Regions from separate parts of the Homo sapiens genome. Here region 1 is linked to region 2. The links are chromatin contacts, found by Hi-C or POLR2A ChIA-PET in ENCODE. All regions are on one chromosome and are shown on one strand. Each heading gives the region's core, a stretch centred on a gene start or an enhancer-like site at or near the end of the contact. The rest is flanking DNA. Distances are from core to core; before and after follow the strand shown.

Region 1 (3,437 bases), core at 559-3,058, 120 kb before region 2:
GAATTTCTACTCATTTCTGATAATGATGACAGTTTTTGTAAAGACATCCCAAGAGTAACATGGTAAGATGTTTCAAACATAAAATAAATGAAAATCAGGCCATCAAAAATAAGAGCCCATATAAATGAAAGAAAAGGGATAAATTATTTCAGAATTAGTTAGAGTATTATACCTGGGCAATAAATTTGGTTACAAGTTTTCTAGCACTAAACTGAAAAGGGAGACACCCAAATTACATGTCAGATGACAATGCATTAGCAGAAACGTTTTTCCCCAGACATGGAACTCAAGTAGAAATTTACTGGGGGAATCACTGTAGCACAAAGCAAACTGGCAGTGGAGTCAGGGGGTCCTGGTTTTACATCTACTGTCTGCCCCCTTCCAGATTGTATGACTTCGGGCCAGGCACTTAAGCTCTCCAGACCTCAGTTTTTCTTCATTTGGAAAATGAGGACTGATCATTATAAGCCCCACAGGGTTATTGTAAGAAGTGTTACTATTACGCTAGTTACATAACAAAAATACTCACTAGTACTATTGCAAGCTTACTGTACCCCAGACATGAAGTTGAGGACTCTAGGTGTAAAATCTCATTTCCCTGTAAATTCCTCCTTGGGAAGGAGGGGACTGAAGTAACTACCCTAAAAGCCCACAGATAGTAGATTGTGTGATTCTTGGTGACCACTAGATCAAAGTTAGTTTCTTTACCTTTGTGTGGACTGGTGAACACCTCCTACCATTACATTTTTACAAAAAGAATAACTGATGCAGCATGATTTCCTGCTTGTATTGTCTGCTCACGACTGCAGGGCATCTTTGGGCTGTATGTGGACCAGTGTAAAGAGGAAATGGCAGATGACACAGACATCCTAACTATCTCAAGAATCACATGAAATATATGTATTTCCACGCCTGCTTTGCTTGTGTACATTTGTTTATATTGGTCAGGTCAAACCACAGCTTCCTCTGACTCAATGTCACTGAATTTTCCCTGGTTACTGGATACAGTAACATATTGCCTAACTTCATCCGGTCACTCTCTGCTTCCAAGGAGATCTTAGTTCCAGATGAGGCATAAGTCATGACAGCATTTTACCATGTTAGTGAATTATAGAAGAGTCAATGGACTGAGCCTGAGGAGACCTGAGTTCAAGTCCAGGTATGCCACTCCTTAGCCATGGGACATAGGGAAGGTCATTCTGAAATCACCATTGATAGAGTGAGTCAGCTGAACTAGTTTAGTCGTTTCCAAATTGCTTCTTTAGAGATCTGTCTCAGAGACTATTACAGCAGGGTAAGGGGAAGATTAAGATGTTTTCAACTCCTAACTTCAATCTAAGCCGCTCCAATTTTATCAGTTTTTGTTTATTGAATGTTGACTTTAATTTGGTTTAAGAAAGGGCTTCTGACCTGTTGAACTATATGATTGCTTACAGTCTGGGTTTAACAATCTCTGGACACACATCTATTCATGGCAGGACTGGCTGCCCTAGATAGGACCTCTGCGTTACAATTTGCCCCTAACAGTAAGGGATAGTAGCTTTCTAAGAGTTAAGGAAGAGACATTCATCTTTCTCTTTGCTAGCTTCTGAAAATAAGTCAAGTATTTCAAATGATATTCTTTCTCTTCAACTACCACAGGAAGACATTGGTTAGAAGGGAGATCAGATGAACTGGGAAATTATTTACTGCTTCCAGCAAATTACTTGGGTGGAGGGGGGTGGGGGAACAAACTCTTTCTCCCCTTTAGCACTGCTGGGAGGAAGTAAACAAAACATTCCATCCGATGTGATTCAGAATTTCCCAGCTGCTAAGCCAATCAGCCTGCTGGAGAACTCTAAATCACTAGCACTTTCCCAAAACATCATCAAAGCACAGTCTTCCCTTGTGAAGAGATAGGAGCCGAGTGGATGGAGAGCCAGGGTCACAGTCAGGAGATCTGGTAGTTGTCTTTCTTCCCCTTCACCTTGGTGGAATCGGGCAAGTCACTCTCTTCTCTTGTCTTGGTGACCAAATCTGTTAAAGGAAGGCTCTGGACTAGATTTGTGTCTTGAAAGTTTCTTCTTGCTGCAACATGGCATGTTCCTCCAAATAACCCGGGAGTCAGACAGAGGGACAGCTCCAAATCCTCTGGCCTTATGTAACACTTTGCAGTATTAAAGTAGAAGTACCTCCCGTGCCGGCCCTGAGACACACTGACCCTCCCCTATTATCCCAAGGTTTACTGGGTGGGTTGTATCCCTCTTAGGCATCTCTTGTTCAGATTGTGTATTTATACCAAATTCTTGATGTTGTGGTTTTCCTCTTGTAGCTGATTTTTTTTTCTCTTTCTACTTCATACTAATGTTTCCAATAATTCAGGGCAATGCTCTTGCCTCCCTGTTTTTTTCTTCAATTTCTTATAAATACCACATGCAAGAGAGTGTGAGTAATAGATTTTAACAACAGCAACAATAAATATGGAATAACAAAGGATTACATTACAGCAAGGCAGATAACATTTTAAACATTTCTATTCTTAAAAATCACAGGCCATTATTATCACAGAGAACCTTTCACCTGCCAAATTGCCTGGCCCCTCTGTGCATCACCTTGTTCCAGAACCTTGCTCATGCTCCTCCTTCCCGTGTCCCCTCCTGGGCAATTCCTAAATACTTAAAATTTTCCAACTTCCTTTTGTAGAGCAATTCAATTTTTTCTTTCCCCTTGATTTTCCTTGGCTCTGCCCAGGGGCAAGTTTTCCACATCTAAGAAGGCCCAAAGTATTTTTGCTAAAGAAAAAAACCAAAACAAATAAACAAATTGAGCAAGAAGTTTCGGTCCTAAGCATATTCTGCCGCTGGTGGTAAAATACTTTGCCACCCCTCCTTGGTGAATGGAGGGAACCTACCCACTAGTCCTCTTTGTCTTTTCTCAGCTTCGTGCTTCCACTGCAGTCTCTATCCCAGTCTTTATTGTTCATATACTCCCTCTTTTGCATTCCCCAGAATTCTTCCCTGCTATTGTTTCAATCCCTTCTAAAATTCTATCAGATAGAGAATTTCCCCCCTTTGCAGAGAAGAATTTTATCTCCCTGAAACCCTCATCTAGCAAATATTCTTCTTTTAAAATTTCCTCTAATATCTATTGCATTTGGAAAAATGAAATGAAAAATTAAAACTAGCTGTTGTGCAGAGTCTAGATTAGAAGTTGCCGCTCTCCAAAATTGCAAAGGAAGGGACCATGTCTACCCTGTCTGTCATATACTCTGGCACTCTGCTGGGTACTTAGCACATAGGAGGTGCTCACTAATATATGTCAGTGAATGAAAGCCAGATTTTTTTTTTTTGGCTAAAAGAAACTCCCACACCTATTTAAACTGATACAGAAGAAATCTTCGATTTGGGAAGTCAGGAGCTGTTAGATGTATGACTACTGCTATCTGTGACTCAAGATTT
Region 2 (3,245 bases), core at 164-2,663:
TGAATCTTGATGTCTCATTCTCCAAGACTCAAGAAAGCACATATATTTGCATTCTCAGACTGATAGCAACTGAATGGTTATCATTCAAGGAGAACTTGTGAAAGCCTCCCCTTCCCCAGAAATGTCCACATCAGGAGCTTGGCGTTTAAGAGGTCTCTATGTTCTGGTATCTGAGCTGTCTGAGGGTCACTTTGGATTACAGATTCAGGAGTGAGAGGGACCTGGTAGTGAAGACCGCAGACTAGAGATGCTTGTAAGAATAACAGGGGGAGAGAGATTTCTGAAATTGGTATATGGATTTTTGTAATTAACATTTGCTATATCCCCAGTGTCTAGTATAAGCTCTGACAAATCAGAGACTTTAGAATAAATCCTTGTCGGTTGAATTAAAAAAATCATGAACCCTTTTTGAGCTTTAGCGACAGTATTGCTTTCTACCACTAGATGGTGGTGTAAAACCACTTTCTCTCTCTCTCAGGCACACAAAATGGCCTTCGTTGTTTTCTGGCCTTCCAAGCAGAAGATTCATCTCCCCAGTCTCAGCTTTTCAAATAATCTCAATCTGGATATCACGCGGCCTTTTCTTTCTGAGAAAAGCTTGAAATCTTTCAGATTCATTCTTGAAAGCTGTGATTTTTCCAGCAACACGTCTACTAATATTTGATTCACACTGGGAAGATTTCTATGGCTGTGACATCCAGAATGCAGATACATCTATGGAGCATGGTTGTTGTTGTTTTGGTCAGAGGTGGCAGTGTAGATTAATTAATGGAAAGAAAAGAAACCAGAAATTGTGAGATTTGGATACCAGACTCAACATCTCTGTGCCTTTCCTCAAATTAAAAATATCCAACTTGGCCGGTGATTTTCAAATTGTTCTCTTGTTCCACAATGACCTAAGGAAACTTCAGAGACAAGTCCAGCTGACAAGGTGTGTGCATGTGTGTGCGTGCATTTGCACATGTGTGTGCACATGTGTGTTTGGTGATTGGAGCAAGTATGAAAGGTTCAGTTATGTTGATGCCCCTCCTAGCCCTCACATTTGTGGTTCTAAGTTCTTTCGTTTTCATGATTGAATTTTTCACCCTGGTCTACTTGAGTGCATACTAAGAGATGTGGGGCTCTGGACCAGCCTGAAAGGAGACCCCTGCAGTCTCTGTTCATCTCCAGCACCCTCCTCTTCTCTCTCCTGGTTCTGTCTTTCTACTGTCTTGCTGAGCTCTTGCTGCCTGGCTCAAATAACTCAACACAGCAACAAGAGGTATTTGGAGAAGGGTTGGAGAGACAGAGTTTTCATGGCAGTGCAATTAATTGAAAAAGAAAAGAGCCAGTTCTTATAATGAGCCTGAGTAAGTACATAAACAGAAACTGAATGTCAAGACTCTCAAACAGGAAAGCGTCACCCCAGCAGGCTGTGCACAGAGGCAGGAACAAAGCCCACAGAGGCAGGAACAAAGCCCACAGAGGAAGAAACAAAGCACATAGAGAAGAGGGTCGCAAAGATGGACAGGTGGGACCATGAAGTTAAACAGCTCCACGAGCATGCTTTGAGTGTCTACTATGTGCTGGGCTCTAAGGATATGGAAACAAATGTAAGGAAATCTTAGGAATTGGGAGAGAGGTTCCAAACTAGAGAGCTACCAGGCCCTATTTAAGTGCTTTGACAGTAGGAGGGACAGAGTGCCAGGAAAATTCAGAGAAAAGGTACCAAATTTAGTGTTGGTGGGTTTGGGAGACTCCCTGAAGGAACTAATGCACAGAAAAAAAAAGGAAAGGAAAAGAAAGGAAAGGAAAGGAAAGGAAAGGAAAGGAAAGGAAAGGAAAGGAAAGGAAAGGAAAGGAAAGGAAAGGGAGGGGAGGGGAGGGGAGGGGAGGGGAGGGGAGGGGAGGGGAGGGGAGGGAAGGGGAGGAGAGGGGAGGGAAGGGAGAAGGGTGGGAGGGAGGGAGAAATAAAGAGAGAAAGAAGAAAAGTTTGTATGAGCTTAAAATTGTCTCTCTAATCCTTCTCCAAATACCTCTTTCCTGATGCTGACGTGTTGACTTATTTGGGCCAGGCAGCCAGAGCTCAGGGTGACATTAGAAAGACAGCACCACGGGAGGGAATAGGAAGGTGGTGGGGGTGAGCAGAGACCTGCATTCATTCTTAGCTAAAGGGTTATCTCTTTTCAGGAGAAATTTTTATCAGACTTCTTTAATATATATTTGGTAGTTGGTTTTATACAATTATGTAGTATTAATAGCTACTCTTCGTTAAGTTCTAAGCATAGTTCTAGGCAATTTACATACAATTCCACATTTAATCCTCACAACAATCCCTTGAGCTAGGCAGTAGTATCAAGATCTTTATGTTGAAAACTGTTTTATGGAAAATTTTAAGCTCACACCAACTTTCTTTCCTTCCTTCCTTCCTTCTTTCCTTCCTTCCTTCCTTCTTTCCTTCCTTCCTTCCTTCTTTCTTCCTTTCCTTTCTTTCTCTCTCTCTCTCTTTCTTTCATCTCCATTTTACCCATCACCCAGTATGAAGAGTTATCAACTTGGAGCCAATTGTGTTTCATCTAGGCCCCCCACACTTTCAGATGTCAGTAGTATGTTAAAGCAAATTCCAGATGTCTTGTCATTTTATCTGTACATCACTCAATATGTTAATCTAAAATATAAGGATACTTCGAAAAATGTGAACACGAGTCTACTTTCAGGGAAGGTGGAGTAGCAGGGATTGAATTTATCCTCCTGCCTGAAACAACAACAATAACAACAAAAGAAAAAAAAATACGTGAAAGAGTTTTTGAAGTTTCTAGACATCAGGCAATGAGGGACAGTGACACCTGAAGCAAGCAAGTTGAAGCCATTGCCAGAGCTTATTGCCTTGAGGAAGTCCAGGTGTGACCAGGGAGGAGGAACACAAGAGGAGCCTGATGGACTTCCAGAGCAGGGCTTTGTGAAAATTAATAATTTGATTATAGAATTCAAATGGAAGTGCAAATGACTTGGAATAGCCAAAACAACTTTGAAAAAGAAGAGCAAACTTGAGCCTGGGAGGTCAAGGCTGCAGTGAGCCATGATCATGTTACTTCACTCCAGTCTGGGCAATAGAGGGAGGCCCTGTCTCAAAAATAAACAAAATTAGAAGAGCAAAGTTGGAGGAGTAGCCTTACATGATTTCAAGACATTATACAGCAAAGACATGGAACCAATGCAAAAGCCCATGAATAGTAGACTAGATAAAGAAAATGTGCTACGTACAC

The links. A loop is a pair of places that touch in the nucleus more often than their neighbours do. ChIA-PET counts read pairs that join two places held with the same protein, here RNA polymerase II (POLR2A).
Region 1: a loop to region 2 is called in a map of endothelial cell of umbilical vein, with 2.6 times the contacts of the local background. The contact joins two enhancer-like sites. A Hi-C loop is called at or near these places in 1 of 168 maps with a recorded cell type or tissue (endothelial cell of umbilical vein). POLR2A ChIA-PET finds 5 or more read pairs at or near these places in 1 of 52 experiments (GM12878).

Annotation. Positions count from the first base shown.
Region 1 is chr1:66,561,987-66,565,423 of GRCh38, reverse strand. All of the region lies in intron 1 of SGIP1 (SH3GL interacting endocytic adaptor 1), which reads right to left. Among named protein-coding and RNA genes, the nearest start is that of SGIP1, 30 kb to the right of the region's middle. Within about 2 kb of position 1,808, at least 12 of the 41 ENCODE cell types and tissues checked have a DNase peak (open chromatin) inside an H3K27ac peak, as active enhancers do; they include endothelial cell of umbilical vein, where a contact is called at or near this core.
Region 2 is chr1:66,443,804-66,447,048 of GRCh38, reverse strand. No RefSeq gene overlaps it. Among named protein-coding and RNA genes, the nearest start is that of SGIP1, 89 kb to the left of the region's middle. RefSeq lists enhancers at 359-408, 419-468. Within about 2 kb of position 1,413, at least 14 of the 41 ENCODE cell types and tissues checked have a DNase peak (open chromatin) inside an H3K27ac peak, as active enhancers do; they include endothelial cell of umbilical vein, where a contact is called at or near this core.